Linked DNA regions of Homo sapiens: region 1 is linked to region 2. A link is an interaction called in ENCODE POLR2A ChIA-PET data of the cell type or tissue named here. Cell type or tissue: endothelial cell of umbilical vein. All regions are shown on one strand. Links, peaks and the distances in the headings refer to the core of each region. The heading gives the core; the rest is flanking DNA.

Region 1 (16,741 bases), core at 5,694-9,693, 76 kb before region 2:
AACACACTCCAAGAAAATCTTGGATGGTAAGTATATGGATATTGATGACAGTTTCCATGCCGATATTTTAAATAGTTTTTTTTTCCCAATTTAAAAAAGCTCATAAAAAATGTGAAATGTTTTTCTCAAAAGAGAAAAATGATATCAACTCCAAAGAAAATCTAAGAAATTTTTTTATTTCTTTAAACAAAGACCCAAGAAGGTTGTGAGAGCATTTGAATCAACTTGCACCCATGATAAATAGAAACTGGGTCTGAAGTGGGCCTGTGCTTGGAGACAGAAAGATGAAATACTCAGCACCTTGCCTGGTGCTATGGCCTCCTAACATGTTAAATAAAGGACACTGAACCCTTCGTGGGGCCCACCTTTTTTTTTTTTTTTTGAGACAGAGTCTCGCTCTGTTGCCTAGGCTGGAGTGCAATGGTGTACTCTCGGCTCAGTGCAACCTCCGCTTCCCGAGTTCAAGCAATTCTCATGCCTCAGCCTCTCGAGAATCTGGGATCACAGGCGTGCGCCATCATGCCCAGCTAATTTTTGTATTTTTAGTGGAGATGGGGTTTCACCATGTTGGCCAGGCTCGTCTTGAACTCCTGACCTCAAGTGATCCACCTGCCTCAGCCTCCCAAAGTGCTGGGATTATACGCGTGAGTCCACCCCTGTCTTGGCTGTCTTTCCTAGAGAAGAAAGAAAATGCAGCCGGTTGTCCATGAGCCTCCTGTCTCACAAGTTCCCACATCCTCTGGGTGGCTGAGAAGAGGCCACTGTGTATGCCTCTCCTGTCTCGGCAACAGAAGTAATTCCTTTCATTTTTGAAAAAGGATCAATCACCAATATGTCAGCTTTCATGGGAGGAGATGTTCAAATTACTTGAGCATTCTTGTCAGATTAAGAGCCTCAGCATGGAATCTGTGAGCTCACCAACAAAGCCTGACAAACATTTGTTACACGGTTCTCACAGCCAAGGGCCTGGGTCCTGCACCTTTTCTGACCTTCGTGCTGCTGCTCAATGCCATTGGCCTCCCCTGGAACTCCCAATTTTTACCCTCTTCTTCGAGGTGAATTGTCCAAGTCTATACAAGTCTTCTGCACTTAAGACTTAGGAGTCTTTCCTCAAAAATCAAAAGTAGCCCAAGGAAATTCTGGATGGTAAATATACCGTTATTGGCTATAATTTCTATGCCTATGTTTTAAATAGTTTTTTTCCAATGCAAAAAAAATAATAATAATAAAAAAGGCTCAGGCAGGGCATGGTGGCTCATACCTGTAATCCCAGCACTTTTGGGAGGCCACAGCAGGCGGATTGCTTGAGCTCAGGAGTTTGAGACCAGCCCGGGTAACATGATGAAACCCTGTCTCTACAAAAATACAAAAATTCACCAGGAGTGGTGGTACACACCTGTAGTGCCAGCTCCAGGGAGGCTAAGGTGGGAGGACTGCTTGAGCCCAGGAGGTCAAGGCTGCGGTGAGCTAAGATTGCACCACTGCACTCCAGCCTAAGGGACAGAGCGAGATCCTGTCTCAGAAAAAAAGAGAAACGTGAACATTTTCTCAAAATAGAAAAATGATATCAATTCCAAATAACAATTATAATTAGCTACATACAGGAGTCTCAAGGTCACTGTTGACCTGTGAGAGAAACAGAAAAGTATAATGTGTAGAAGTGCAGTGCTGAGCAGCCAGTACCAGGGTCTCATCCATCTCTGCCTCTCATTAACTGTCCCTTTCCAAGGGGCCATTTCTCTAGGCCTCAGCCTCATCTGTGAAAAGAATTCCCTCCCACCACCGCCACCCCATTCCCACCACTAACAGTCGCCTTGTACTGTGGCAGATTGCGACCATATCTAACCTGGCTAAAACTCTTAAGTCCCCGAGGGCAGGGCTTGTCATTCATCCAGAGATCTTCTAATACCCAATTATCCCATCAACACATACTGGTAATGGGAAACCTGACAATGACTACGGCCAGCCCTGACCTTATTCGAGGACAGTCCAGCAGCAAAGTGCCTATGGCAGAGAAGGTGCTCAAGTCAATTACAATGACCCATCTGAAGAGCTTCTGTCAGGTCAGGCAGGCAGCCTGTTACAGGCAGATCCACAGCCCTTTTTGCTTGGTTTTTGACTGAAATGGCTTGAGGACGTCACCCAAGGTGAATGCTGATATTAGCAGTTCTGAGTACAGCTGACGTGGCAGTCCCTTCCCCCATGCACAATACTTCCCACAGAAGCATGTTTTCCTCCAGAAGAGCAGGCTTCCAGCTGAGGGTCAGTTCCTCAACTAAAAGTGTGGCCCTGTCTTCTTCAGGTCCCCATCAAGACAGCCACATCAGGCTGGGGGGCCAAGAAGAAAAAGGCAAAGTGAAGAGCCAGTTGGGGATATTTCCCCCACTGGGCTGAGCAGCCAAAGGCCTACCTGTGAGCCTAGAAGTACTGTCAGGAGGTGCCTGGGACACCTACTGTGAGACTAGGAGTACTGTCGGGGGGCCGGGACATCTGTGAGCCTAGGAGTACTGTCAGGGGTTGCCTGGGACACCTACTGTGAGCCTAGGAGTATTGTCAAGTGGGGCGCAGGACATCTCCTGTGAGACTACAAGAATTGTCAGGTGGGGCCTGGGACATCTCCATTCCTTCCTGTTAACAGCAAAACTGGGAAACTGCTGCCACCAAAAGCTGAAGACAGAACAGACCCAACTCCTTGGGGTGAGAAACTTAAGACTCATCCTTAGAATTCATCAGGTCTCTGTGAAATAGTCATATTACAAAACCACCTTTTCATTGCATATAAATTGCATTTTATTACATCCAATAGAAATAGATCCTAAAAATGGTCAATAGTATGTTGACTGGTTGACATAGCAACCGATGACTAGTTTTCAAATTGAGAGTATAAAACCCACAATTATTACTTTTCACTCATGTATGATAGGTTTTCGAACTGTGGGTGGCAGTGGGGTGGGGAATAGCGGCACATGATAGAAAAATAGAGCCCTTGTAATTGTATTCTCAAACTTTGAGAGGTGGTCATTGTGGGTTCTTAACCTGGGTATTCCAAGGAGGTTTATAAATGGCCTTAGGGCAAGGAGTTCCATGAAACTCATGAGACTGATAAAAATTATGAATTTATAGCATCATTGTACATACATCAGTTTCTCCAAGGAAGAATGGTCCAAAACCCCCATCAGATTTGCAAGTGTCCATCTATGCCTCACGAATATTTAAGAATCACTGCTGGATGGTTTTCTCTGGTTTGCAAATGGATTCCTCTTAGAGAAAAAAAAAAAAAAAGAAAAAAAAATGGAAAACACTTTACTCTGTGCTGCCCTAGTGCAAAAGGAGGCTTCTCTGGCCTTTTATTCTCCATCAGTTAACACTGCCTGTTTTCTGAGTGTCTATCACTTCAGCCAGCAAAAGGAACTGGACAGACTTAGTGAAAGTGAAAAGAGGTAGATGCTGCTTGTTAGTTTTAGAGTTATTATCTCTTTGAAAAGAACAGCTAAATTAAGCAAACTGATTGCAAAAACGTGGAACCAACCCAAATACCCATCAATCAATGAGTGGATAAAGAAACTGTGGTGTGTGTATATATATACATATATATATGTGTGTATATATATATATACACACACATATATATGTGTATATATATACACATACATATATACACATATATATACACATATATATACACATATATATACACATATATATACACATATATATACACATATATATACACATATATATACATATATATATACACATATATATATATATACACATATATATATATATATGATGGATACTACTTAGCCATAAAAAGGAGTGAACTAATAGCATTCACAGTGACCTGGATGAGATTGGAGATTATTATTCTAAGTGAAGTAACTCAGGAATGGAAAGCCAAACATCGTACATTCCTACCCATAAGTAGGAGCTAAGCTATGAGGATGCAAAGGCATAAGAATGACAAAATGGACTTTGGGGACTCAGGAGGAAAGGGTGGGAAGGGAGTGAGGGATAAAAGACTACAAATAGGATGCAGCGTATACTGCTCAGGTGATGGGTACACCAAAATCTCACAAATCACCACTAAAGAACTTACTCATGTAACCAAACACCCAGTTCCCCAATAACCCATGGAAATAAAAAATTTAATAAATAAATTAATTAAGCAAATTGAACTTATCTAGATCATAAGAAAACAGAATATCTTATCGATAACAATACCTAAAATGGATATGAAAAATTAAGTTGAGCTTTAAAAGGTAATATAATAAATAAGTGTAAGGGAAACTGGTTCCTTGATAATAAGCTTTGGTGTTCACTAAATGTCAATTTTTTTCTTTCCTTTTTTTTTTTTTTTTGAGACAGTGTCTCGCTGTCACCCAGGCTGGAGTGCAGTGGTGTGATCTTGGCTCACTGCAATATAAATATACTTTTTTTTTTTAAAGTAGATATGGGGTTTTGTGCCATGTTGCCCAGACTGGTCTTGAACTCCTGAGCTCAAGTGGTCTGCCCTCCTCAGCCTCTCAAAGGGCTTGGATTACAGGCAGCAGCCACTGTGCCTGGCCTAAATGTCAATTTAAGAAAATAAATAAATAAATAAGGAAAGAAAAAAAAAGAGCCCATGTATTTCCTTCCACTGTACAGTAAGCTTCTTGGACTACAACCACCTTTTCTCACAACTAGATTCTGCTTATTTAGAAGCAGGGATTAGCAAATCATGAAGAACTTCCCAAAGGTGTCCCCTTGCCCCGGTGTGACATATGGTCATGGAATTATACGGCAAGACTAATTTCCAGTGAATGCCATTCACTACAGAAGGGACTGGCCTAGATCGCAAGTAAGGTTAGATGAGGTGACACTGATCACAAAAACCCAGCTGGTGAATCAATCAAGACACAATGCACAAACTTCCGCAAAGAGTGGATAAGGAGGAAAAGTGTTTCTTTCACATCTTCTGAACTTCGACTTCGCACTTTGTTGCTGATTTCTGCCTTTTGATTATTGTTTAATTCTCCTCTAGACTAGGACAACTCTATATCTGATGACCGCCATGAGGGGCTTAATGACCTCTGAGGCAGGAGTAGTTGAGAGATGTTAATCTCCTACTGTGTGGCAGATACTCTACTGGACACATAGAATATAAAATTGAAGAACAAGGCATGCTTCCTTCAGTTAAACAGAAGAAGGTACTGCTTTGTTTTTAAACACATGGTTAAGTCAGTAAAGTTACTTTTTATTTGTATTTATTTATTTTTTTAGACAGGGTCTCACTCTGTTGCCCATGCTGGAGTGTAGTGGTAAGATTTTGGCTCACTGCAACCCTCGATCTCATGGGTTGAGGTGATCCTCCCACCTCAGCCTCCTGAGTAGCTGGGACTACAGGAATGCACCACCATGCCCAACTAATTTTTGTATTTTTTTAGAGACAAAGTTTCGCCATGTTTCCCAAGCTGGTCTCTTAACTCCTGGGCTTAAGTGATCTTCCTGCCTCAGCTTCTCAAAGTGCTAGAATTACAGGTGTGAACCACCATGCCTGGCCAAAAGTTACTTTTTAAAATACTGATTAGATTTGCTGATATCTCTCAGTGGGCCTGATGTCAAAGACGAGGCTAATTTTTTTGTTCATTGTAGATGGCTGGAGCTAGAAAATTGACATTTGATGAACAATTTTTATCTTTTGTTGAACCACCTGTACTTTTCAGCTCATGACTAACTACAAAGGGAAGAAATATCTTTAAACTGGGCATGGTGGCTCACACCTGTAATCCCAGCACTTTGGGAGGCCAAGGCAGGTGGATCACTTGAGGTCAGGAGTTCGAGACCAGCCTGGCCAGCCATGGCCAACATGAAACCCCATCTCTACTAAAAATACAAAAATCAGCCGGGCATGGTGGCATGTACCTGCAGTCCCAGCTACTCAGGAGGCTGAGGCAGGAGAATTGATTGAACTTGAGAGGCGGAGGTTGCAGTGAGCCGAGATCACCCTATTGCACTCCCGCGTGGGCAACAGAGTGAGACTCTGTGTCTAAAAAAAAAAAAAAAAAAAAAAAATCTGTTTAAATTGTGCAACATTTTACTAATAATCATATAATTCTATGTTTATGATTTTCAGCTTAAAGTTTAACCCTATCTGGATCCATAATATACTGATTTCTTTCAATATCATTTTATTACAGAGGATACAATAAGAAATGTAAATGGTGTACTTCAGTATTCTAGTAATGTTTTAAAGGATATCATCAGTATCGTATACCTAATATAGTTCACTGGGAAAAAAAATCTAGACTCCTTTTCCCTATCACCATATAAAATGCATCCAAGAGGCCTCTGATATATTTAGCTTTGTTTTGTCAACTCCTATACTCATCATGCAAGGTAGAAAAAATTCAGTTGGCTTCTACTGAAACAATGCATTAGTGCTATAATAGTGAATGTTTTTTGTGCCATGAATTAAGGACTGTACGATGTGGCAATTCTTAGAGTATATCTAGGGACCTTTCTACATATTAGTTGCTCCAACATCTTCAGATTAAGGTTCTCATTTTCCTTCCATCATGAAAAATACATCCCTCCTCCCCCTCCAAAAAAATCCTCATAGATAAAAGCACAAAGTCAGGGCAATGATGATGTACACTCTGCAACAATCCAACAAAATACACTGTTTGTTCTTAGAAACGCAGTGTGGACCGGGGGCAGTGGCTCATGCCTGTAATCCCAGCACTTCAAGAGGCTGAAGCAGGAGGACCTTCTGAGCCCAGGAGTTCAAGACCAGCCTGGAAAACATAAGGAGACCTTGTCTTTGTAAAAAGTAAAAGAAAAACTAGGCAGGTGTGTTGGCACGCGCCTGTAGACACAACTATTTGAGAAGCTGAGGTGGGAGGATCACTTGAGCCCAGGAGTTCCAGAACAGAGCAAGATCCCATCTCAAGAAAAAAGAAAGAAATGCAGTGTGCTTCATGTTGCTTGGGATGGCTGCTGGCCTGTTACTGCAGATGTCGTGTGGAATACAGTCAGCATCTACTGGTTATGCATCTTCCACATTCATCGCATTGGAAACCAGGTTATCACAAAAGGAAAGATGGGTGTGCTTCCAAGCACCGTGTTACTTATGTTTTCCTCTAAATTCAGGATTAGGCAAAATGTTGGGAGAAAAAAAGTCTGAAGACATTAAGTGGCTTATAGGATAAATCACATAGATTTAAAAGGAGTGGTTTCCCTAGAAGACATAAGTTTTCTTACCCTGAAGGAATCTGTAAATATGAGATATGGTGCACATACCAGCACCATTTAGGATATCCAGTAAGTGTTAAAGGCGAAATTCCACAGAGAAAAAATAACAACAAAAAGCATATCCATTTGTTCATCAAACATCTGTTTACCTGCTAGGGGTCAACATTGTTCTAGACACCATGAATACAACAGTAAACAAGAGTGGCAAACCCCATGCCTTTGTAGAGCTCATAATCTAGTACAGAATACTGATATAAATTATAGATTGAGTATCCCTAAACCAGGAATCTGAATCTGAATCTGAAATGCTCCAAAGTCCAAAACTCTTTGAGCACCTACACGACACCAAAGGAAAGACCCACCGGAGCACTTCAAATTTTTGGATCAGGAATGTTCAACCATGTAATACAAATACTCCAAAAATTTTAAAAATATCCAAAATCTGAAACACTTCTGGTCCCAAGCATTCTGGAATAAAGAATACTCAACCTATACACGGCAAGCTAGAAGGTGGTAAGTGCCTTGGAGGTAAATAAAGCAGGGATGAGGTTGCAGGCTGGACTGGAAGGAGGTGTCTCAACATAACACCTGAAGGGATGACACAGCCATGTAGACGTCTAAGAGAAGTGCTTTCCAGGTAGTGGGAAGAGCACATGCAAAGGCTCTGAGGCAAGACGCCTGGTGATCCTTTTGCAGAATTCACGAGCATGATGATTGCATGTGTAACATGTGTCTGACATGAACTTAGGGAAAAAAAAAAAAAAGAATGTGCCCAGCAATTTGAAGGAATGAGGACGCCAATGTGTTTAAATGCCTTAAACTCCTTTCAGCCTGAGTGGTTACCATTAGGGTAAAAATGCGTCACTAACACAGCAACATTTTCACAGACTCTTAGAACAGGAATGTGCCTTTGTAAATGCTTACTCCTACCCCTTAATCTTACCAAAGAAATGAGGAAGAGGAGGTTGGGTGAGTAATCCAAGGTCACACGGCCAGTGAGTAGCTGAGAAAAGGTTTCTGCACAAGAATCCCAAACAGCACCATGGATTTGTCTCATGCTTCAATTTTACAATGAAGAGCCACTTTTTCTTTTTCTTTCTCTCTTTGAGTTGGAGTTTCACTCTTGTTGCCCAGGCTGGAGTACAATGGCCGGTGGGATCTCGGCTCACTGCAACCTCCACCTCCCAGGTTCAAGCGATTCATCTGCCTTAGCCTCCCGAGTAGCTGGGATTACAGGCATGCGCCACCACGCCTGGGTAATTTTGTATTTTTAGTAGAGACGGGGTTTCTCCATGTTGGTCAGGCTGGTCTCGAACTCCTGACCTCAGGTGATCCACCTGCCTCGGCCTCCCAAAGTGCTGGGAGCTGAGACAGGGTCTCACTCTGTCGCCCAGGCTGCAATGCAGTGGTGTAATCTAGGCTCACTGCAGCCTTGACATCCAGGACTCAAGCAATCCTCCCACCTCAGCCTCCTGAGTAGCTAGGACCACAGGCACACCACCACACCCAGCTAATTTTTGTATTTTTTGTAGAGATGAGGTTTTACCATGTTTCCCAGGCTAGTTTTGAACTCCTGAGTTCAAGCAATCCTCCTGCCTTGGCCTCCCAAAGTGCTGGGATTACAGGCATGCAACACTACACCAGTCCCACTTTTCTTAATTAAAACAAAGAAAGAAAAAAGAAAAAAATAATCCAGCCAACTATGTAATCTTCTTAGAATTTAATCAGTTTCACTTTTTTAGTCAACAGATAGCCAAGACCATACAAGCACCCTAAATATTTGTTGAAGAATGAATAATAAATGCAATATTACCTAAACTTCATTACCCAGCAACTAACTAAATAAGTGTGTAACAGAAAAATGTGTGCACAAGAAAACATCTCAGGATGTTTATTGTACAAACTGTTATAGTAAAAAGAAATAAAAATAAAAATGAAAATGGAAATAGAGTGTCACTCAGCAGAAAAAGTGTAACAGTGAAAAACTAGGCCAGGCACAGTGGCTCATGCACTGTGGAAGGCTGAGGTAGAAGGCTCACTTGAGGCTGAGAGTTCAAGGCCAGCCTGAGCAACATAGTAAGACCCTGTCTCTACAAAAATGAAAAAAATTAGCCAGGCATGGTGGCATGTGCCTGTGGTCCCAGCCACTTTGGAGGATGAGGCAGGAGGACTGCTTGAGCCCAGGAGATTGAGGCTGTAGTGAGCAGTGATCACGATACTGCACTCCAGCCTGGGTGACAGAGCGAGACCGCAGCTCAAACAAAAAACAGTGAAAAACCAGAAACCCTAACTTACTCTTGGCAAGGGAGTAAATATACTATACTTTTTTCATACACTGGGATTCTCTGTAACAGCTAAAGTGAATAAAGATCTATTAACACATGTATCTCAAAAACATAGTAAGTTAAAAATGCAAGCTATACATAGGTAGAATTATGCCATTTATGTAAAATGTTAAACACAAACTCACATGTATTTTTTTGTGGATACAGTGTAGTTCCAAACATGCTTGAGAACTGTGTGCGCTAACTTCACATTAGAGGTTACCTGAGGATGGAGGCAAAGGAGTAGGAATAGATCAAATATTTAAGTTATAGTTTATTTTTCCGGGGGGGGAGAGGTATGGATCAAATATGAAAATATTAGCAACTATTAAACCTAGGAAGTAGAAGACAAAATGGCTTACTATACTCTGTTTTTATGTATGTTAGAAATATTTCATACTTATTTATTTATTTATTTATTTGAGACAGAGTCTTGCTCTGTCGCCAGGTTGGAGTGCAGTGGCGCAATCCCAGCTCACTGCAACCTCCACCTCCCGGGTTCAAGCGATTCTCCTGCCTCAGCCTCTCAAGTAGCTGGGATTACAAGTGCGTGCCACCACGCCCAGCTAATTTTTATTTTTTGTATTTTTAGTAGAGACGGGGTTTCACTGTGTTGGCCAGGATGGTCTCGATCTCCTGACCTCATGATCCGCCTGCCTCGGCCTCCCAAAGTGCTGGGATTACAGGCATAAGCACCATGCCTGGCCCTTATTTTTATTTTTAAAGGATGAAAAAAAAGGAAAGAAGGAAGGGAGGGAGGGGGTGGAGGAAGGAGAGGCAAAAGTTGTCCACTGCATTCTATTAATTCCAAGGCCCAGTTGTTCTTAACCTCCAAATCTGCTTCTTCACTTTTAAAGCCTAGGTGATAGTACGTGTACCTGCCTAGAACATGCTTTGAAAACTAGCAGACTGGAGAGAGAATTTCACTGTCAGGTTCACTACTGGTGGGCGGGACACTACATCATTCCCCTACGGAATCCCTAGGGGGCTCAGCATCCTTTCTGTCTCTTCAATTCAGATAACAGTAATAAGATTTTCCAGCAGGGTTATAATCACACCACCACCACCACCATCTCCAAAAAGCCATAAAACAATAAATTCATTACTGAAGCATCTCAGTGAATGGAGATGAAAACTGTGCAACAGCCCAGCACGGGATAGCTCTCCCAATCTCTGTTAGACAAGCACTGGCTAAAATATAAGAACTGGATCAATCTCCTCACATAAAATCAACTGTCTTACAAACCCAAGGGGGAAAAAAATCACACTTGTTAGGCATCATTAAGAAAAGATTATCAGATTATATACATCAGTAATAAAATTCCGAGCCACAGGGCGAACAGGGACCTGCAGGCTGGGGACAGAGCAGCCAAAATCCAGCCTCCCTGTGATTCCCGACCTCTTCTCCAACTCTGTGCAAAGCCCGAGGAGGTGAGACTCTCTTCGCTAAGGCGAGCTTCGGCTATGTCCTAGTGATGGACAGTTCCTCTCTGCCAGGCCCCTGCAGCCTTGAGACCACATTCCCCAGAGATCCGGCAACGTTTCCCCATCCCAGGCAGCTGGGCATTCTCCTCTCCCGGAAGGAAGACGGAATCCCACCCCGATCATGCGTGAGCTGCGGCGAAGAGAAGCCGCTGGTCCCGAGGCGAGGGGCCTCGAGTCCGCAGATTCCCCTCAACATTTCTGGGAGTAAAGTTGGGCTTAGCTGGGCTCCTGGCAAATAAAGAGGAGCCTGGAAAGACAGCCATGCTCAGGCCCCCGTGAGGCCACTTCGGACCCCTCCACGCTGTGCTGGGCTGCATCTGCCTTAATTCCCCGTCTGTTGCTTCTCCAGGCTCTGAGCCCCCTCCACAAAAGGGGGATGCGAAACTCAAAGGAGTTAGGATGTCAACCCTGCAAACCGCAGAAACTAAACCGACACCAACCTGCCCAAGAAGGCAGCGAAGGTGGTTGAGGACGACACCCCACCCCCCACCCCCCACCAGGCAGGGGTCGCGGGAGATGGCGGGCGCCTTTCTGGTGGCTCCACGTCCTCCTTACTCCCGAAGTCCCGGCGGCCCCGAGTCTGCCCCAACTCCAGCATCCGTTCTCCCCGAGCTGCGGCGGGGAAAACAAGGTAGGGGGCAGGGGCAGGCCCAGAGGGGTCTCGCCCCCGCCCTTGGGCCGGCCGAGGGGCTCCCTGGAGTCAGAGGAGGAACAATAGCGGACCCCGCGTCCTGGGAGCCACCCGGAGTCTCCCGCTCGCACCTCCCTCCCCACCTCCTCCAAGTTCAGCCGGGAGGCGGATTGGGCTCAGCAGCACCGACGCGGGGGCAGCGAGGCGCCGCGCGGGGCGAAACAGGTGGGACCCGGCGCAGACTCCAGGGTGCATCTCCGGGTCTGCTCATTCATTCCCACCCGCGCTCCCTCCGCCGCGGCCCCTGCCCCGCGCCCCGCCCCAGCCGGCCTGCGAGTCGCGGAGGACCCGGGAAGAACCCTTCTCCTAACTTGGCCGGGTCTTCCCGCTCTACCCTCATCTCCACCTTCCTCTCCTTCCTCTTGTCCCCAGATCTGCTCTCCGCAGACAGTGGGCTGCCGGCGGTGGACCAGGGAGAGGTGGCGGGACCCCGGCTGCAGCCCGCTCAGCCGCTCCGCCCGGGCGCCGTCCCCAGCGCCTCCCGCGCCCGAGCTCCAGACACAAAGGCGGGGACACGAGCCCGGGACCCCGCGCCGGGAGCCTCCCAACTCCGTGCCGCGCACTCACCCCATCGAGGCGGCGGCGGCGCTCCCCGGACCCAGCTGGCTGCTCCACCCCGCCCGCCGCTTCCCCAGGAAAACGCGGCCGCCGGGCTCGCTTCCTGCTCGGCTTCCTGCGCCGCAGTCCCTCCTCCTCCCCCGCTGCGGGGGTCAGTGGGCGCCGAGCTCCCGGGCTAGGCCGGCGGGGCGGGGGCAGCGGCAGCACCACCACGTGGCCGCCGGGCGCCGGCCCCCGCCGACCTGGATCCAGTGGGAGCGGGAAGGGAGGCGCTAACCATTCCCCTCCCATTCCACCCCTCGCGGCCCCAAATTCCGCGAGTCAGGTGACCCGGCCCCGGGCTCTGGCCGGGACCTGCGGGGGGTGCTCTCCGCCCTCCAGCCCCCGGCGCATCTCCCCGGCCCGCGCGTCCCGGCTGTTCGTGGCTTGCTTTTAGTCTCCAGGGATCGTGGGACCCTTCTCCGCGGATCTGTTTCATCCTCTTAACCTGAAGTTAGTGGAAGCCCCCCACGCTCTGACCCCTGGGTTTAGGACGGATGAGATCCCAGATACTGTTTATTTCTGATTAACTTCCAAAGTCGTTTGTGGTAGTGGCGAGTGTTTCAAAGTCACGGATCCAAGCCCCTTCTGACCAGAATCTAAAAGGTTGTTTTCCAAAATCATTGAACAGAAAGTAAAGTAGAATGTGCTCACGTTCTCCGGACTGAACCAATTGGTTGAAGTGACTGTTTTCTAGCACTCATTGGGTGGCAAGGCAAGACTACCACCGTTCAGTGTTGTTCTGCTCAGGAGTTAGAAAGGAGAAACCTACAGCCTGAACTGACAGGCGAGATTGCGCATGGGAACGCCTTCAAAATAGTGTGTGAGAAGCCACGGGGTACAGGCTCACTGCCCCAGGTCCCCGACAGCTTCTCTCCCTATCCCAGCCCACTAAGGCCCGACCTTTCAATTACGATGGACTCCACCATTAATTCCAAGGATTTCAAAGCTCTCTATCTACCCACTCATCTAATTTGGGCTGGCTTTTCCATGCATTCTAGTCATGCTAACCAGCTGTGACTTCAGTTCTGTTCACCTAAGCTCCTCCCTTCTCCTCGTTAGCTCTGCCTCCTTTGCTCAGGGAAGAAAGCTTTCTAGAATAAATAACGTATTGAGTTCTTTCTGGGATCTACTGTAAGTCAATTGAACTTAAGAGGGAAAAAAGGTCGATTCCAACAAAATTGAAATTCACCCTAACAGCTCAGTTTATAACGTGTCAGCTACATACTAATATTTATATGGCAGATATTACCTGTTCCCTCCCCCCGCCCCATCCCCCTTTCCTTCCTCCCTCTCCCTACTAGGGAAGAGCCTATCTCCCCTTTAACAGTTGAACTTGACAAACAAGCATCAAAAGCCTTGTAACTAGGTGCAGGGTCTTCACTTCCTACAGCAAAAGTTCCTTAGCCAAGTGAGGAACAGCTAAAGCAAGATGTACACTCCTCTTCCTGTCCTTTATCCCTCTCAAACAAAGTCACACTGTAAAAGAAACATGAACTGACCAACATTCTTTTGGTTTAATGCTGGCAATTTCTACAATAGTGTTTCATCGTGATTCTTGTTAATGACATATTGTAGGGTATTTAAGGGGAACATTACTGCCTGTGAGTTTTCTGCTCTATTTTTGCAGGTCAGTCTGGTTCAAGTAGGGGCAGCTGGGAGGATGGGATTTGGAGCATGGTACAGGTAGATGATGCTGTCTTGGAAATTTGACATGTGTGTATTCTGTAGGAACAGTTGACATTTTGAAGGAGTTAAAATATTAGACAACATTAAACAATGATTGTCTAAGGCAGGCACATCTGACTTTGATTCACAGAGGTCCTGTCCCTCTTCTTTTTTCTCTGTCCCAGCCACCTCCAAAGAGCCTACCAGCCTATCACCTCTTAGATTCCCATAGGTGGTTTGTATATGATTCTCCTTAGTTTACACTCCCACCCTCTAAAGTCAGCAAGTCTAACTCTGGATGAGGGATCGTTGTGAAAGTATTCTTATTTTTTTGGGCTGTGCCAAGATCCTTTTCCAGATCCCCACTTTTGAAACTCAAAGCAACTTTGTAGTCTGTAGACTGAGCATGGCAGCTAAGTTCTGCCAACTGCAGGGGGATTAGTGGGGAAGTAAGAGGTTCAATAGCATCTTCTTATTGGTTGTGTTGCCCAGGCGTTTTAGAAATGCTAATTGGGTTCATTGGATACATTGAATACCACCCTTTGATGAGAACTAGGCCCAGGTGAAAGGGGTTGAGTTAAAGAAGCAAAAATAAAATGACCAGCTAACCTGTGTAAAGTAGTAAAACCTTTTGGGAGGAGCAGTATGTTGCATTCCTTTATCCAAATATCAAGGTAACAGCAGTGTAATATGTAGTGCCATGAGCACCAAGAGCAAGGAGACTGGGTTTCCTGACCCATTTCTTTTGCTTACTTGCCATTTGACCTTCACCAAGGGTTTTAACTTCCCCTGTTCCCCCTTTCCTCATTAGTAGAAGGGAACATCAAAGTACATGACCTCCAAGATCTTTCTTTTCTTTTGTTTTCTTTTTTCTCTCTTTCCTTCTTTTCCTTTTTTTCCTTCCTTCCTTCCTTCCTTCCTTTCTCTCTCTCTCTCTGTCTTCTTTCTATCTTTGTCTCACTTTGGTGCCCAGGCAGGAGTGCAGTGGCACAATCATGGCTCACTGCAGCCTCAACCTCCAAGCTGAAGCTTTCCTCCCACCTCAGCCCCCAGGTCCCACCTCACTAGCTGGGACTACAGGTGTGGGCCACCACACCCGGTAATTTTTTTTTTTTTTTTTTTTTTGTACTTTTGGTAGAGACAGGGTTACGCCATGTTGCCCAGACTGGTCTCGAACTCCTGGGCTCAAGCGATCTGCCTGCCTCGGCCTCCCAAAGTGCTGGGATTACAGGCATGTGCCACCATACCCGATCTTTTTCAGTTCTGACATCCTAAACCTATTCTCTTAGTTTGTAGACCCTTCATAAGCAAAACTGCCCTGTCATTTCATGACGAAACATTGTTTTCTGATCACACTAGCAGGTCAGTCTTGTCAAAGCAATACAATTGTAAACTCCAAAGAGTGTTGCCATCCAGGACATCACAAATGAAATTCATTGATTGAGTGGGCTCAATTTTTATTCTTGAGATTAAATGATATCATCCCTTTTTCCTTGCTCATCCTTCATCAATACTGGTTCTTCTTAGATTATGAGTATCTTGATTGCCCAAGTCTGAGGAACCAAAGCTAAGACTTGTTGGGATAACAAGAAACTGCCCCTGCAGGAGGAAGGAGAGATAGATATCACACCACAGCCAAAAAGTCATTCTCCACTTTATTTGGTGTTTGGTCAGGAGCTGACTGTACTTCTGGGTCTAGTTAGAGGCAGCATGATTTAGAGGAATGTGGAGATATTGGACCCAGTCCAGAGAATAGAATAAAAATGCAATAACACAATCAGAAGGTTGGAGGGAGATAATCTACCAGAAAAAGTCCAAATATTCATAGAAAAAACACTTTTTGTATTTTCCTGGGGATGTTTCCAAATAGAAGAAAACTGTAACATGGGAAAATTAATAAAATAACCTTGGCATTCCTTTTCATAATTAGTAAGACCATAGTAATGAAGTAGCCTGCAAAACACTAATTGGCTCATGGTTTTTCCACTTGCCAGGGAGTCAGCAGAGATTTCTCCAAGGGTAAGAGGCTACTACAATATTCTTCTCAGTGAGGTTGGGCACCTGCCGAGGAAACGAGGCTAAGATCTTTGGCAATAAATACATTCCGAAGACCTGCATCAGTGCCCTGCTTGCAGAGTGTGGCAGAGAAGCTAAGCATCTCAAACTCGGCATTACAGACCTGAGAAGGCTGTAAGACTCTCTGGTCCATCATCACACGGGAGGAATATAAATCCTCAGAGCTGTGCTGGGCAGCATGTTAGCTGCTAGCCACACATGGCTGCTGGACACTTGAAATGTTGCTAGTCTGAATTGTGCTGTGCTGTAAATGCAATTCACACCAGATTTCAAAGAGTTAGTATTTTACAAAATGAAAAAAATGTCTCACTAATACTTTTTATATTAGGCATTGAAATAATTTTGGGATATATTGGGTTAAATCTCAACACTAATTTCACCTATTTCTTTTTTACCTTTAGAAATGTGGTTGCTGAAAATTTAAAAGTATACATGGCTTACATATTTCTATTGGTTAGTACTGCTGTAGGAGCTAATATTAGCAGCTAACACATATTTAGCAGCTATTCTATACTAAGTACTTTTCTATGCCATGTATATATTAACTATGATGACTGTCTACTTAATTGTCTAATCTGGGACAATTTTGAGAGTGAAAGAGGATGGGTAACTTCTAAGCCAGCCAGAACACTAGGACTAAAGGCAGAAACTGGAACTGTCCTAAGCA
Region 2 (16,741 bases), core at 7,738-11,737:
GGAAGGGAGCCAGGACCTTCAAGGTCAAATCAGAGGGCAAAGTTGGAGATTCAAGGGAGAATTGTCATTAGAAGGTGGCAAAAGGTGTTACTAGGCATTATGCCAAGCACAGATGGACTAAAGAGGTAGAAACAGAGTCAGTGACTAGAGTGAGGAGATAGAAATCTGGACAGAGACTGGGGGAGTTGGCTGAAGATGAGAAGGGAAAAAGAGGTTAGCAAGACTAGGGGTCAGGGACCAGAGTGTAAGTAAGAAGCCAGTGCCTGTGACGGTTCATTTTATGTGTGAACTTGACTGGGCTAAGGGAGGCCCAGATGGCTGGTAAGACATTTCTAGATGTGTCTGTGAGGGTGCTGCCAGAATAGATTAGTATATGAATCAATAGACTGAGTAGAGGAGATTGCCCTCATCAATGTGGCGGTCATCATCTAATCCACTGAGGGCCTGTCTTAGTTCATTTTGCATATAAGAACATACTGGAGACTGAGTAATTAAAAAAGGAAAGAAATTTATTTATTACAGTTATGCAGGCTGAGAAGCCCAAGGTTGAGGGGCCACATCTGATGAGGGCCTTCCTGATGGAGGAAACTCTTTACAGAGTCCTGAGTAAGTACAGGGCATCCCATGGTGTGGGGGCTGAGTGTGCTAGCTCAGGTCTCTCTTTCTCCTCTTATAAAGCCACCAGTTCCCCTCCCATGATAATCCATTAATCTATTTATGAATCCATGAGCCTTCATGACCTAATCTCCTCTTATAGCCCCCGCCTCTCAATACTGGTGCATTGCGGATTACATTTCGACATGAGTTTTGGAGGGGACAAATATTCAAACCATAGCAGGGCCAAATGAAACAAAAAGTTAGAGGAAAGGCCAATTTTTCTCTTTCTTCTGGAACTGAGACATCCATCTTCTCCTGTTCGTGGACATTTGTGCTCCTGGTTCTCAGACCTTTGGACACCCCTCCTTGGTTCTCAGGGCTTTGGCCTTGAACTGTACTATACCCCACCAACTTTCCTGGTTCTCCAGCTCACAGACAGCTGACTTTTCAGCCCTCCATAACTGCATGAGCCAATTCCCATAATAAATCTCCTCTTATGTATCTATATATATCCTATTAGTTGTGTTTCTCTGGAGAACCCTGGTTAATACATGGCCACAGATAATTCCTACAGATGCATTGCTTTGAAGGCTGTGTTCAAAGGCCCAGGTTCCATCTCTTACAGAGCTGACAATTTTCATATAAACTTATATTAAATAGTATTTAACTTTAAAATTCCTTCACACATGTATACCATCTTATTTATCAGTAAGGTAACGAATGCCAGTATTTTATCCAGTTAATGGATGGGAGAATTAAGGTCTAGAGATGTTGAGAAATGGACCCAATGTCTGATGATGAATTGATGGCAGAGCAGGGGCTTCCGTCTTCTAACCTCCATCTCGCATACCAGATTTTTTTTTTTCCTTTTGAGACAAAGTCTCACTCTGTTGCCTAAACTGGAGTGCAGTGGTGCAATCATGGCTCACCACCTCGAACTCTTGGGCTCAAGTAATCCTCTGACCTCAGTTAACCTGGGACTTAGGACTACAGGTGCGTGCCATTGCACCCAATTAATTTTTAAAACTTTTTATAGAGACAAGGTTTTGCTATGTTGCAAGGCTGTTCTCAAACTGCTAGATGCAAGTGATCTTCCTGCTTAGGTCTCCCAAAATGCTGGGATTACAGGCATGAGCCACCATGCCCAGCCTCTTATACAGCTTTGACCTAGTCCACATGGCCTTGTGGTAGGAAGATGGGAAGGAATGAACATCACTGGCAGTACTAAGAGCTTTCCACCAACGTTGTAAGACTTGCCCCACAGTGAAGATTTATATGTCTTGAGAAACTATAATTTGCTTATGTAATTTTCCCCTCTTCTTTTCTGGGAGCCCAGTCACCTAATTTGCAAAGGAAGACAACCCCATGGCTTTGTTCCTTAACCTGGAGGCTTCAGCCTAATTGAACCTAAAAACAAAGGTTGTCTTACTCTGGGCTCCATGATATGAAGTTCCACATTAGTTTTTAAGGTCTGAATGTATATCCTATAGGAGAGTATTTATCAACATCAGCAGCTATAACAGTTCTCATTTACTGACCGCTTGTTACAGCACATGCCATGAAGCCTCATGAAGACTTAGCTAAGATGCCAGCTGGGAATGATACACCACAGGGTTCGGACACTGGTCTTTAAGATGCAGTATATGCATCACATCATTATATGGTGCTTATGTCTCTAGTAGGTAGAATATGCGGGGGTAGGAAATAAAAGTAGAAAGTGACCCTCTCATTTTCATTCCTAGTGACTGGCTTGGGGAATTTGTACTTCCTGTTTCTTTAACTTTGCTTTCTGCTAAACTAAAGATCCTGGTTCCCAAAGTGAATTGGCAGTGGGGAAGGGGGAAGGAGGTGGAGGGAATCTTATATCAGGGAATAGAGTCAAGATTTCACTGAATCTAATATTACACCTGTCAATTGGTCATCTTAAACTCCTTTGGCTAGAAGTCCAGCAAGCCAAAGAAAAAAAATTCTATCCTGGCAGGGATCATTGATGTTGGATGTCACAGGAGGCAGGCTTGCTTCTACACAGTGGGAGCGAGAGGAAGTATCTCTGGAACTCAGGGGACAGCCGGGTCCCCTCTTGGTGCTTCTGTATGGTGAACGGACAACTACAGCAACCATAGGCTGATGAAGACATGGAAATGAGGGGTGAAGGTCTAGGTTACCTCACTGGGCACACAACCTAGACCAGCGAAGGCCAGGATGGGGGTCGGGGGAACCTAGAGTGGGAGAAAGAAGAGTCAGATGATGAAGAGTAGAGTTAGAGCCTTTGGACTAACTGCAGCAGAAGGGGCTGTAGCTTGTCTCACGAATATGCCTGTGATAAATCTTTTTCTTCCTTGGAAACTATGACCAGATGCTTTGAGAAATCATTGATTGGACAGTTTCATGAGTGGATCTGAGTGTGACGGGTTGGGCTGCAGCAGATGCTGTTGGTCCTCTCTCATATTCTCTTGTCTCCCACTGGTCCTGTGCCAGCACAACTCTCACCAGCGGGCTGCTCTGGCCACAGGAGCAGGCTCGACTTGCCCAGGGACAGGCTAGAAATTCCAGGAAGCTCACAACCTCGGGAGTAGCCCTCAACCAATGCAGGATGGGAGCTGGTAGATGAATTCCCAGCTTTCTCACTCCTGGGGTAGCGCACCACTGAAGCATGAGCTCTGTAGTTTCCCAGTGGATGCCTGCGGGAATGGTCCCCAGATACCCGGCAGTGCCCACTCCTTCATGCCCACCATCTTGTTTGTCTTTACTTTCCTGCATCACTTCCCCACTTCCTTACTGGCACTTCCTGCTGTTACCTCTCAAATAAGCTGCTTGCACCCAAATCCTCATCAAATTTTGAGCAAACCCAAACTCAGAGAGTGACCAAGCCAGAAATGAGTCCAAATAATTTCGCTCCAGATTCTATGCCTTGAACTACTATGTTTGCATTAAAGAATGATCCCATAGATATAAAGAGTGCTGACAAGGAGGAAAATGATCCAAATAGCTTTTAAAAGCAGACACAAAAACTATTCCACCATTATAAGCTCTTATAGCCAAGAGTTAGTTTTTTATACAACAGTCCTTTATTTGAAATCAATCTTTGCTAGAGACTTAATGGACACTCATCGGGATGATTCTTTTCCAATAACTGTTTTATTGATTTTTCAGTGGCAGTTTTCTCAAATAACATTTGATAAAGATGGGATTGCATGATACTCAAAGAGGAACCCCTCGCCTTTCAAGAAACAACAGGCACGTGAAGTAAAATTGTGTATATTAATTAGGTGTTTCTAACAACCAAATAAAACGTTGCCCTAGACGCAGAGCAAAATTCTGGTTCCTCCACATTCACAGCTTTGTTAGCATCTTTGGGAATTATCCTCATCCTCAGAGGGAGGAAAAGAGATTAGGAAGAAGCAGGAAAATTGGGCACAGTGGTTCACGTCTGTAATCCCAGCAATTTGGGAGGCAGACACGAGAGAATCGCTTGAGCCCAGGAGTTCGAGATCAGCCTGGGCAACATGGAGAGATCCCATTTCTACAAAAATAAAAAAATTAGCCAGGTATGGTAGTGCACATGTGTAGCCCTAGCTACTCAGGAGGCTGAGGCAGGAGGATTGCTTAAGCCTGGGAGGTCTAGGCTGCAGTGAGTTATGATCATGCCACTACACTCCAGCCTGCACTCCACTTGCACTCCAGCAAAACTCTGTCACAAAAAAAAAAAAAAAGCAAGAAATGATCGCATGTCTTACCTTTCTGCACTAGGTTTGTGGAGCCTACCATTCTTCCTCTGTCCTCGGTCCACCCCTTTCTAACGCCTTGTACTCCGGTTAGGAGTCTGAACTGGGGTGAGCAAAAACCACCCTGAATAGACACTGGCCTGAGAAGGGGTTTGCAGTCTCCTTAAGAGAAGGAGGAAATTGACAATAAGCAACTATGACAAAATCTGACTCTGGGGCCTGGAGTAGTGAGCACTGGCCAGACTGATTTGTGGAGGTAGCCTGGTTGGGTGTGAAAGCACAAAGCTACAGTCATGGGTATTTCTCCAGGTCACATCTTTGTTATTTCCATGAACTGCATTGGCAGTAAAATGTAGAGCCCAACTCTGGAACCAGGTTGTCTGGGTGCCTGGACTGAGTCCCAGCTCCACCACTTACTTGGTGGTTTTACTGAACTTTTCCGCGTTTCATCTGTAAAAGAGGGACAATAATTATATTAGTCAGGGTCTCAGCAAGAAACAGATGTGTTCTCAAATTGAGAAGGGTTTAATAAAGAGACTACTCACCAAAGTGGGCAGGATTAGGGGAAACCAGCATGGGGCAGTGAAGCACCCCAGAGCTAGCAACATCAGGAAGCCAATTCTGCCCTTAGGCCCACAGGTTTTATGAGAATGAAGAGTAACTATGGATTTGCCTGTAGAAAGGGCTGTGTACTCATAGCTGTGGCTCTCAGTGGAGGAACATTGACCCTGCCATCTTTCAGACCCAATGTTTTATTCCCATTCCTGGATATTTGTGCCTCCTGTTAGTAGCCCCCAGTGGCTGAACCCAACTAAGATACAGAGTGCAAAGGAGGCAGGCTAAGGCCATCCATCAAAGCTAGCTTCCTAGGGCCCAGAGCAGAGTGCAGGAGGGCAGACAAGGAATCTAGAGGGATAGATAGAGACTATGGGGCTCAAGAATGGTAGCTACCTCACAGTGTTGTTGTGAAGATTAATATTACAACATAAAGCTCAAAGATCAATGCAGACACATACTTAGTAAGCACTGTAGTAGAGTCTGTTACATTACTGTATCCCTCATATCTCTCTGTGCCTGTTAGCATCCAGGTTGCTGCAGGATTGGTTGAGCCACTCCTTATGCGCTCAGCACCAGTCCAGCTCCTGTCACCAGGAGAATCTCTCTCTGTCAAGGCCAAATGTCTGCTTCTCATCCCTGGGGTATTGCTCTTGTATGACAGTGTCTACCTCTATAATCGGGTCCTGCATCATCTCTGAGGAAAGGAGCTTCAGAGTTGGGCCCAGGAAATGAGCCTCTGGAATGCTGGTCCCTCTGGACAACCTTTCCTTCTCATCTTAGAAAGTAAAACTCCTCCAGCCAGTTAAACACCATCCCAGACAGAAGTTGACCACATCCAGGCTGAGCAGATAGGAAGTCTGCTCTTGCTTCCTCTCTCCCTATCAGTTAGGATCTAAGGACACCTGAGAGTGAGTCCAACTCACTTCCAGAATTGAGTCTTGCCACCTACCTCCTCCAGAATTTAATAATAGATATTGCTACTATCTATTGGGCATATAATTATGGGCCAAATAGTATCTAAGAAGCTTTCCATATCTTATGACATTTAATTTTTATAGCAACTCTGCCAAGAATTAGTATCCCCATTTTACACATGAGGAAATGGAGACTCAGAAGTTTCACCTACACAATGAGTAAGTGGCAGAGTTGAGATGAGTCTGGCTGACTCCAAAGGCCTCTCCATCACATGATGATGTCAACGGATCCAATGTAAATCATGCTTTCTCTTCTAAACTTTTCCTATAGACACAAAATGCATGTAAGCAGAGAAAATGGACTTTTTGTTTGAAAAGTGTATCATTTTTGTGGGAGACAAGATTCACACAAATAGAGCGGTTTGAAAATGATCCAGACCTGTATCAAGCCAGGTGCCACAAACTTTACATGCTGTGGGAGCTTAGAGAAAGGGAAGAATCTCAGTCATTGAGTGGGACTTTGTAAGAAGTTGGTCTCTGATGAGGAGACATGCTCTGCAGACAGAAGTGAGAAATGCCGGCCCCAGCGCGGTGGCTCAAGGCTATAATCCCAACGCTTTGGGAAGTGAAGGAGGGAGGACCACTTGAGCCCAGGAGTTCAACCCAGCCTGGGCAACAAAGTGAGATCCTATCTCAAAAATAAATAAATAAATAAATAAATAAAAACAATTAGCTGGGCATGGTGCCATGCGTCTATAACTCTAGCTACTTGGAAGGCTGAGGCTGAGGCAGGAGAATTGCTTGATCCCAGGAGTTCAAGATCACACCACTGCACTCTGCCCTGGGTGACAGAGCAAGACCCTTTCTCAAAAAAAAAAAAAAAAATAAGCCAATGGACAGGGCAATTGATGGGTAAAGAGAAGGAAGAAGAGAAACAAGCCCAGTAAGTGGAAGAGAATATTGACCTCACTAGAGAAGGGAGCACTAGGGAGTAGCAGATAATGAAGAGGGTTGAGGAAGAATAAGAAAGTCTTTGAAAGCCATAGAGAGGAATTCAGACTCAATGTGGGAGAAAAAGGAACTCATAACAGTTGTGAGGGGGCAGTGCCAGATGAAAGAGTGTCAGAAAGGTTTAGATTTCAGGAGGAAGGGAAGGGACTGAGAGGAGGAGAGGCTATGAAAACATGCTAATGCAAAGCAACAACAACTGAGATAAGAAAGAGAAAATTGCAGCCACCCTTCAAAAGAAGAACTGGCCAGATATGGTAAACAAATTAGTCAGAGCAGATGAGACAAGGATGACTCCACAGTTTTCACCATGCTTGATAAAGGGGACAAGGAGAACAGACAGGGAGAAGAGTCATCTATAAATTGAGCTCATTTAAACGTGAAAGAAGACTTCCCCGAAAAGAAATGAAAAGGATCCCTCTGATAGAGAAGCAAAGTGTTTTGTTTTTGCTTTTGTTTTCTGGAGAGGAAGAATACCTAGCTTTACAAAAAGCTCCTAGATCACCAGTTCTGATAGATCAGAGAAGTCTTTGAATAAACGTCTCTCAGCTTAGAGGCCCCCTCTGTGTGTCTTGAGCTGTGTGTGACTTCAGGGTTAGTGGGCTTAGGAGTCTCACAGAGGGTTGAGGGGACTCCTCCTACTTAGTGTGTCAAAGTGTTCTTGCTAGCCCGAAAAAGAAATCTAAACAAGTCCGATTTGTCATCTTGTTAAATCTCGAGGAATTCAAAAACACATCCTTACTAATCAACTGGTCAAACACTATTTACTCATTGAGCAAAAGTCCTCATCTCGTCGGACCCTGTAAAGGTTTTATACTCAAGGCTTCCCTTGACATAGATTCATTAAACTATATACTTTCATTATCGTTAAGATGTCTAATTGTGTCCAAACTGTTGCCACCAGTAACTTGTGAATTCCATAATCTTTCCATTAAGATCTTGTATTTCCCTGATATTAGCTCCCTTTTTTGGTAAATTTAGGTGTCTCCCTGCAAAATTAATTAAAAAACTAAAATAAAACATACTTTATCTCTCTGATCAGAGGGTCCATTTTCATTTCCTTTGGGGGAAGTAATAATTTAAGTTGTTAAATGCACTTAATTTATAGGTGAATCTTCTCCTTATCTGTCTTTCTTTTTCTTATTTATCGATCACCAGCTGAGAACTGGATTTATTTGTTCTTACTAGTCTTTTAAATATTTCTTTTTATTTCCTATAAATTAAGGGAAACTCATTTTGCCTTGAAAACAACAACTTACTTCAGTGTAAAGTATGCCTCATGTTGTATGATGTTTCCTTTCTTTTTTTTTTTTTTGAGACGGGGTCTGGCTCTGTCACTTGATCTGGAGGCCAATGGCGCGATCTCGGCTCACCCAGCCTGGAATTCCCAGGCTCAAGCTATCCTCCCACTTCAGCCTCCTGAGTGGCTGGGACCACAGGTATGAGCCACTATGGCCGGTTCAAGAGATCCTTCCGCCTCAGCCATCCAAAGTCCTGAGATTGCAGGCGTGAGCCGCCGTACCTGGCCATATGATGTTTCTTTCAAACAATTTGCATGTGCATGTGTATGCAGGTGTGTGTGTTGGCGGTACGGGTTGGGGAGAGGGACTAGGGCAGAGGAAGAAGAGGGGGGTGTAAAGTTTTCTCAGAACTTAGTGGTGGGCGTGTGGCGTAGGTGGTTGAAGAGATAACAAGAGCTCACTTTAAAATGATTGCTCCCCTTTAGCCTCTATCAAATTTTTGAAGAGGCTTTATAAGACCAGACATGAAATGGCATTTCCTGATTAGCTCTCAGGAATACTACGTGTCTACAGACATGAATCACATCCCCTGTTTGTTCATTCCATTTCACAACAGGAACATGAGACATAACTCACCCAGACCTTAACCAACTTTGGTGAGGAGAGGGGTATTCAGCCTTCCTCCTGTGGGATATCCAGCCTGAACTCTGCTCATCTGGTCTGAGACAGAGCCCAGCAGTAAGATTAGAGATTAGGTGCCTGTTTGGTTTGGTCGTGCAGGTAGCCCAGTCAAGAAACTCAGCTTGGCGAGTTTCCATGGTGAAAGGGGAAATAAGAGAGTGGGCCATGGGGTATTTCTCATGTACTAAGATTTTTGAAAGCCACCTGGATCATTTTGACTCAAGGAACATGGCCAGTGCTGTACAGCCTTGTGTTTCCGTCACAATCAGCCACCCATACTTCCCCTCACTCCTTTTCCAGCCAGGTGCTGCCATTCGCCTTTCTTACCTTGCGTGATGGATGGTGGAACAGCTTCCCGAGTCAGCAGGAGGTGAATAAGAGCTCCTGGTGGGGCTGGAAACTTCTGTTTCATGTTTACCTTTGGTTCCTTTGTTTGTACAGCCTTGTACTGTTTTCCATCTAGATTTCTGACCCATTGCCTCCTAGCAACAAGTAGCTTTTGTCTATGCCTTTACCCCTGACTCACTGGTCTAGATTGTTGACCCACTATTTTGCCAGGATCTCTAGGTCATTGTACTTCTTACTACTACCTGTCCCTCTCTTGTTTCCTCCCCTTTCCTTTTTCCTTCCTTCTATTTGTATACATTTACTGAGGATTTAGTGTGAGTAAGCTATGAACAAGTTCTGGGGACCCCACAGCTTTAGCAGAGAAGATGGATGGAGATAAGTAATTATAATAAAGTGGAATAGGTATTATGCCAGAGTTAGTAGAGGGAACAGTGAAAGACTTTATATAGGGCTGGGGAATCTGTATGAGACAGAGAGGGAGACATGAGACTGGAAGGGAAACCAGAAGCCAGAATTTTTTTTTTTTTTTTAAGACAGAGTCTCATTCTGTTGCCCAGTGCCCAGGCTGGAGTGCAGTGGTGTGATCTCAGCTCACTGCAACCTCTGCCTCCCACGTTCAAGAGATTTTCCTGTCTCAGCCTCCTAAGTAGCTGGGACTACAGGTGTGCACCACCATGCTCGGCTAATTTTTGTATTTTCAGTAGAGACGGGATTTCACCATGTTGGCCAGGCTGGTCTTGAACTCCTGGCCTCAGGTGATCCACCTGCCTCGGTCTCCCAAAGTGCTGGGATTACAGGCATGAGCCACCACACCCCACCAGGAGCCATATTTTATAAATCATATTACAGAGGATGGACTTTATCCCAAGGACCACCAGAAGCTCTGAAAAGACTACTAATGGTTAATATCTATTGAGCAGTTATCATGGGTTTTTCCTACATTAATATTCTCACATTATCCTTTGGTGATAGGTATTATTTGTTAGATTTGTTTTACAGATGAGGAAACTGCGACTTAGAGAATATATCAGTCAGGGTCCAACCAAGGCAACCAAACTTCTTCTAAGTATTTTAACCAAAGGAAATTTAATCCAGGGAATTGGTTATGCAGGTGAAGGAAGAGGAGAGAACCCAGACAGCAATGGTGAGGCAGCTGAGATCAGCAACAGCAGAGAGCAAAAGGGAACGGGCTGTGTTATTGAAGCCCAGGGGCCAGTCACTGTTCAAAGCTGGAACCACAGGAGACATCACTGAAAACAGACATGCCTGCAAGTCCCCACCTTCCACCATCCAGGGTCCTTATTGACTGAATCCATCTGGAAGCCAGAGGGCCTAAGGAATGTAATAGATAAAACAGCAGGGGAAGGATACTGTATTGGTGTGGGTCCCAATGGAAATCAGACAGCACACTCAAAGTAGAATAATTTGAGCAGGGTTGATTTACTAAGAGCTAAATTACAAAGATGGGGGAGAATAGGGGAACCACAGGGGACTTCAGAGTGGTTACCATCTGCTGTGGTTTTGATAATTGTCTCCTCCAACATTCAAGTTGAAATTTAATCCCCAATGTGTCATTATTGACAGATGAGACCTTTAAGGGTCCTAAGGGCTCTCCCCTCCTGAATGGATAAATCCATTCAGAGATTAATGGGTTGTCATGGAGTGAGCTTTATAAGGAGAGGAAGAGAGACCTGAGTTCACCCACTCAGCCCCCCAACTATATGATGCCCTGCACCACCTTGGGACTTTGCGGAGAGTCCCCACCAGAAAGAAGGTTCTCACCAGATGGCCCTCTCAACCTTGGACTTCCCTAAGCTATGAGAAATAAACTGTTTCTTATAAATTACCCAGTTCCAGGTATTCTGTTATAAATTACAGAAGATGAACTAAGATGCTATCTCTAGGGCCAAAGAGATAAGGAGAAGAAGAGGTTGTTGAAACCTGAAGGGAAAAGGAGTATTGTAGAGCACGCCACTTGAAAAGGAGTGCTGCTTTCTTGTTGAGGGACACAGCCACAACCTCACAAGGAGGTACCTTATAGAATATATACTTTGACCTCCTTCTCTTTCCTTCCTCTCATCAGCTGGGGCTCTGTATTGGCCAAGCCCGAAGGGAAGTTTGAGGGCATAAGAGCCCTGTCAATGTAGTATCATTTACAATTTCCATTTTAGAGATAAGAAACCAAGGCTTGGAGAGTTTAGGCGACTTTTTCAAGGTCACACACCTAATCTGTAGAACTGGAAATTGAACATATGTGTGACTCCGAACCCATATTTGTTAATCACTATACTAGACTCTTTGTCCACAGGATCTTTCTTGCATTCATGTCTCAGACCTGATATTTCCACTTTTTGCCCATCTACCTTATTACAGAGTCAAATTTGCACAGACCCTCAGAACTCACAGAACCTTCTGCATCTTGTGACTGTTTCCTGTTGTCTGGATTCTGCCTCTCAACACTACTTTGGTTCTTCCTGTTTTAGTAAATGAACATCTATTCACTGCTTAACACCACTTGTATTACTAACATTTCCTGTGAAAACACAACAGTTCTTACAGAAACAAGGGTGTGGCCCACACAAATCATAGGATTCCCAGGTTTTCAGCCTAATATAACATAAAAGTGTTTTCTACCAGATGCTGGGTGTATACTAGCTAAAACCAACAGGTAGAAGGGTCAAGTTCAAGAAGGAATTCCAAAGATAAAAAACTATATATTTGAAGATGTTTGTTGTTGCCTTATTTATATTGGTGAGCCATTAGAGGCAGCTCAAGTATCCAACAACAGGAGGACTGCTAGATTAGTGATTCTCATCAAATACTGGGTGGAAAGCTTCCCCTTGCCCATTTCTGCTTAGAGCATTTTTTTTCAAGGCAGAGCCTGTCTCTGTCTTGCCCAGGCTGGAGTGCAGTGGCATGATCATGGCTCACTGCAGCCTCGACCTCTGGGGCTTAAGTGGTCTTCCCACCTCAGTCTCCCGAGCAACTGGGACTACAGGGGCATGCAATAATATTTTAATAGTTTAAAAAGTCAAATTAAAAACACTTATACACAAAATAATCACATTATTTTCCCAGGAAATCAAAAAATAAGAGTTATCTAGTTTTCCCCCAAGTTGTTTTATAAAACCAAACTGTCTGTTCAGCTGATGGGGCCAGGACTGTCCCCAAATTCTTTTGCAAGAAGGGAATTTCGGCTCTCAGTCTGTCTCTAAGGGGATGGCTATGGGGACTGTATTTCTCTCCCAAGCCTCTTGAGGGAGGTGTGCAAATTGCACAGCAGAGTCTTGGGGCCAAGGGCTGAGCTAAGTCTTTGAACACCAGCTACTGGGCGGGAAGCAGTTAGCACCTGACTTTGTTTAAGCTGTCCCCACCAGCTGTTCTATCCATGGCTGGGAAGAGAGCTGGACCACTTCCACAAATGGAGTAAGCAAAGTTAACACAGAACTAGCCGTGAGTGAAATTTCCAGGGAGTGTAGGCTTTGTACAAACAGAGTAAAGACAAGAAGAGCAGGTAGCATCGTAGGCAACTAGAACAATGGCTGGCTGCCCAATGGTAGTGATCTTCCTTGTGAGGGTGGCAGATGAGGGGAGCATGATGCTGAGATAGCAAACACTTTTTCCCAAACTAGTGGGAACATGTGACCCACAGGAGTGCCAGCCTCTGTTCTGGGTCAGCCTTAGGTGAAGAGGTTGCCTATGATATGTGCTCCTAAAAATGACCTACTTTTTCTTTTAATTCATTGATTTCATTTATTTATTCAACAGATTGAGTGCTTACTATGAATTTCCTATTCTAGGGTCTAAGGATACAGGAATGAACAAAACAGGTGATAATTCCCTACTTATGGTATTTATATTCTAAAAGGGAGGCATAAAACCACTACAATAAGTAAAATGTATAGTATATTGAATGAAGGTATGTGCTGTGGAGAACAGTCAAGCAGAAATGAGGGAGGGAGCATGTAAGGGGGATGTAAAGGTCTTCAGGGAAGCCTCACTAAAAAAGGATGACATTTAAGCAATACCTATTTTATGTTTAGAAATTTTTTTAGAAAAGGTGTAAATTCAGGAAAATACAATAGAAAGCACCCATTCTCTCATTTCCAGAGATAATCACTGTTAACATTTTGTTGATATCCTTTTACACTCTTTCCTACGTGTGTTTGAACATGTCACATATTTAAAGGTATGTATGTGTATGCATGGATACACATGCCTTTCTCACTTTCCAGCACAGCCACAGTTTTCCTTCTTACAAAACTGCATCATCACTTCCACTGGCCACAGGAGATGGGGAAGGGTATAGCATAATGGGGGAGTCAGGGGTCTCACCCCAGTCCGGCCGCTTATGTAAGATTTCTGTGTTCCAATTTTTTCATCAGTAAGATAGGGACCATAGGATTTAACTCCTAGTGTTATTTAGGGGGAGGAGGGGCAATCAAATGATTTACTACTTATGAAGAACCTAGAAGAATCCTTGGCACATAGGAAACGTCTACCAGGAGTTAGGACAATTGGTACCATTTCGGAGTAGAGCCACTTCATCTCTGGGATGGTTTTACAAAGTCAGACAGCAAAGCAGAGCAGGACAAGGAGGGCCTTTTGTCCCTGGTAATGTGTTTGGATCTAATTCCCGATGCTGCGATGCTGCGGGAAGCCTTGGAGGGCTTTAAGCAGGGGCGTGGCTTGCCTGTATTTATGCAGCTGTGTGGAGAATGAATTGTAATACAGCAAAATGCTTAAAGGAAGGGCAGCCATGAGGCTGTTTCAGTAACTTGGACAAGAGATGGTGTCGAACTGGAGAGGTGCCAATGAAGGTGGTTAGAACTGATCTGATTGGACATATATTTGAAAATTAAAGTCAATAGTGTTTAGCTATGGGGCTCTGAGCAAAAGATAAAAGAATTGTGGGGCTTCCTGGCTATGGGGAGAGTGGTAGCATTTAGATGGGGAAGGCCAGGAGTCCACACTGGGGCTGGGTGGGTGGAGCACTAACTCTCTTTGGCCACATTAACTCCATTACCAGGCTTTGCCCTTCATTATCATCATCACCTTAGCTTAGGCCCTGTCCCCTCTGGACCAGACTATAGCTCTAATGGGTGCATCACAGATGTCCCTGACCCCAGCCCGTGGCCTTTCTATGACTCTCTCATGTGGCTTTTCTTAATTCTTCCGTGAGTTTTCCCACTCACTGGCCTTATCCTCTGCTTGCCTGTGCCTGGCTCACGGGTTCAAGGCCAAATCCAAGCATCACCTCCTTCACAAAGTTCTTTCCCTTCTGAATTTCAACACAAATTATGTGCATCACCCATTTGGTTTTTAGCACGTTATTCATATTTTCTTTTAAAAATGTGTTTAGGGCTGGACGCAGTGGCCCACGCCTGTAATCCTAGCACTTTGGGAGGCTGAAGCAGGTGATCACCTGAGGTCAGGAGTTCAAGACCAGCCTGGCCAACATGGCAAAACCCTGTCTCTACTAAAAATACAAAAATTAGCTGGATGTGGTGGCAGACGCCTGTAATCCCAGCTACTCAGGAGGCTGAGGGAGGAGAATTACTTGAACCCTGGAGGTGGAGGTTGCAGTGAGCCGAGATCACACCATTGCCCTCCAGCCTGGGTGACAGAGCGAGACTCCGTCTCAAAAAAAAAAAAAAATGTGTTTAGGGCCAGGAATAGCAAGCTCATGCCTGTAATCCCGATACTTTGTGAGGCTGAGGAGGGAGGATTGCTTGAGCCCAGGGGTGTGAGACCAGCCTGGGCAACGTAGGGAAACACTGTCTCTACAAAAAAATTAAAAGAAAAGCAACTAGCCAGGCATAATGTTGTATGCCTGTGGTCCCAGCTACTTGGGGGACCTGATGTGGGAAGATCACTTGAGCATGGGATGTCAAGGCTGCAGTGAGCCATGATTGCTCCACTGCACTCCAACCTGGGCAAAAGAGTGGGACCTTCTCTTTAAAAAAAAAGTGTTTATGTTCCTCCACTATCCCCTGAACCCTTGCTGACAGGGCCGCAAAGACAGAAACAGTGTCAGGCCCTGGGGGCTGAATGTGTGGGGAGTTTTATGAGGCAGGGTAAAGACAGAAGGGGCCTTTAGGGGAGAATAACAAAGAGGACGACTCCACTCACTTCACGGGAGCTCAGGGATGGCTCTGCACACCATCCCATTTGTGCTAAATTCCACCCAGAGTGGTATTTATGAGTCCCATTCCCAAGGGACTCATATCATCTGGTTCGTATATTTAGGCCATTTTCTCTGGTGTATGAACTGTCCAGAGAGAGTAGGAGATGGTGGAGCAGGAAGCCCTTTGGATAACTGGCCACCTGTCCTTGTTTTCCCGCAGGCCCTGTTCTGTTGTCAGCCAGGTTCTGAGGCTAAACAGAGGCAAACCCATTGCTGCAGAGCTCATCCCTGGCCAGTGCTCTGGGTTTATAAAATGCCTGAACTGCTGTCGTTCATTGGTTCCAGTGGTCAGACCAGCCTACTGGTAAATGGATATAGTTTATTTTTCAGTGCCTGAACAAAAGTGTCTTCCCTGTGGACCTCTCCAGGGCCTGGAATTATTTTATTAGTCTCTTCTTTGAGTCAAATTAAGTATTAAGAGTATGTATGCCATCATTAGAGGTGATCGACATCTTGGTCCAATTCAGTTTATTGCATTAACCAGCAGGCAAGGTTGGAGTGACCCTCCCTCCCTTTACCCTTTCTCCTTCTCCTTCCTCCCCCTCTCCTTTCTCCTCTTGCAGCATCTGTTCACAGGCACACTTTGGTAAGGTTGGGGAAGTGGTGCTGCAGAGGTGTGGATCTGCTTCAGGGAGCCTTCTGGAAGTTCAGGCCCAGAGTGGAGAGCAGTGAGGGAAGTGCTGGAGTGGCCTGGGGCTGCAGGAAGACACTGGGCTTCTTGGCTGAGCACAAACTTTCACAACAGCTCCTATGGTAGCCTGAGTGATGGCCACCGAAGACATGCATGCTTGAATCCCTGGAACTTGTGAATGTTACCTTATGTGGCAAGGGGGACTCTGCAGATACAACTAAGTTAAGGACCTTGGGATGGAGAGATTTTCCTGGTGGGCCTCAAATGTGGTTGTCAGTGTCTTTATAAGAGGGAGGCAGATGGAGCTTTAACACAGATGAGGAGACAAAATGACCACAGAGGCAGAGATGGGAGTAATGAGGTCATGAGCCGAGGATTCTTGGCACCCATGAGAAGCTGGAAGGGGCAAGAAACAGGTTCTCTCCTGGGGCCTCCAGATCCCTTGATTTTAGGCCTATAAGGATGAGTTCAGACTTCTGGTATCCAGAATTGTAAGAGAGTAAGCTTGTGTTGTTTTAAGCCACCAAGTTTATGGTACTTTGTTATAGCAGTGGTAGCAAATGAATACAGTTCATGGGCACACTCTAATTCTGGGTTCTCTAAGGAGGCTCCTGAGACCTAAGGGTCTGAAAGATGTAGCTTCATGAATGCTTGGACCCAACAGGACACCCCAGGCTGAACAAGGCCTTTGCTCTAGGTCAGATTTGCTCTCCCAGGGGAGATCCAATCAGTTTAAAATGGAACCTGCGTGCGGTGGCTCACGCCTGTAATCCCAATACTTTGGGAGGACGAGGTGGGCAGATCACCTGAGGTCAGGAGTTCAAGACCAGCCTGGCCAACATGGGGAAACC

The links. Peaks named below come from ENCODE experiments on the same cell type or tissue, not always from the same donor. Only the 100,000 strongest peaks of a DNase experiment are listed, where the experiment ranks them.
Region 1: POLR2A ChIA-PET joins it to region 2 with 14 read pairs; 9 of 35 experiments call an interaction of 5 or more read pairs at or near these places.

What each region holds. Positions count from the first base shown.
Region 1 is chr5:34,652,035-34,668,775 of GRCh38, reverse strand. It overlaps RAI14 (retinoic acid induced 14), which reads right to left and starts at 12,448. Exons shown (of 18, transcript NM_015577.3): 1 at 12,301-12,448. It overlaps RAI14-DT (RAI14 divergent transcript), which reads left to right and starts at 12,603. Exons shown (of 3, transcript NR_183264.1): 1 at 12,603-12,783; 2 at 15,993-16,350. RefSeq lists a silencer at 12,441-12,490. In endothelial cell of umbilical vein, for the core only: no CTCF peak of the experiment used is centred there; a DNase peak (open chromatin) is centred at 8,165; H3K4me3 peaks cover 211 bases; H3K27ac peaks cover 2,776 bases.
Region 2 is chr5:34,578,197-34,594,937 of GRCh38, reverse strand. LOC105374721 (a long non-coding RNA gene) reads right to left here and starts at 9,100. Exons shown (of 3, transcript XR_925916.3): 1 at 9,052-9,100; 2 at 6,007-6,119; 3 at 3,717-4,772. In endothelial cell of umbilical vein, for the core only: no CTCF peak of the experiment used is centred there; DNase peaks (open chromatin) are centred at 8,217, 8,637, 9,287 and 11,557; H3K27ac peaks cover 4,000 bases.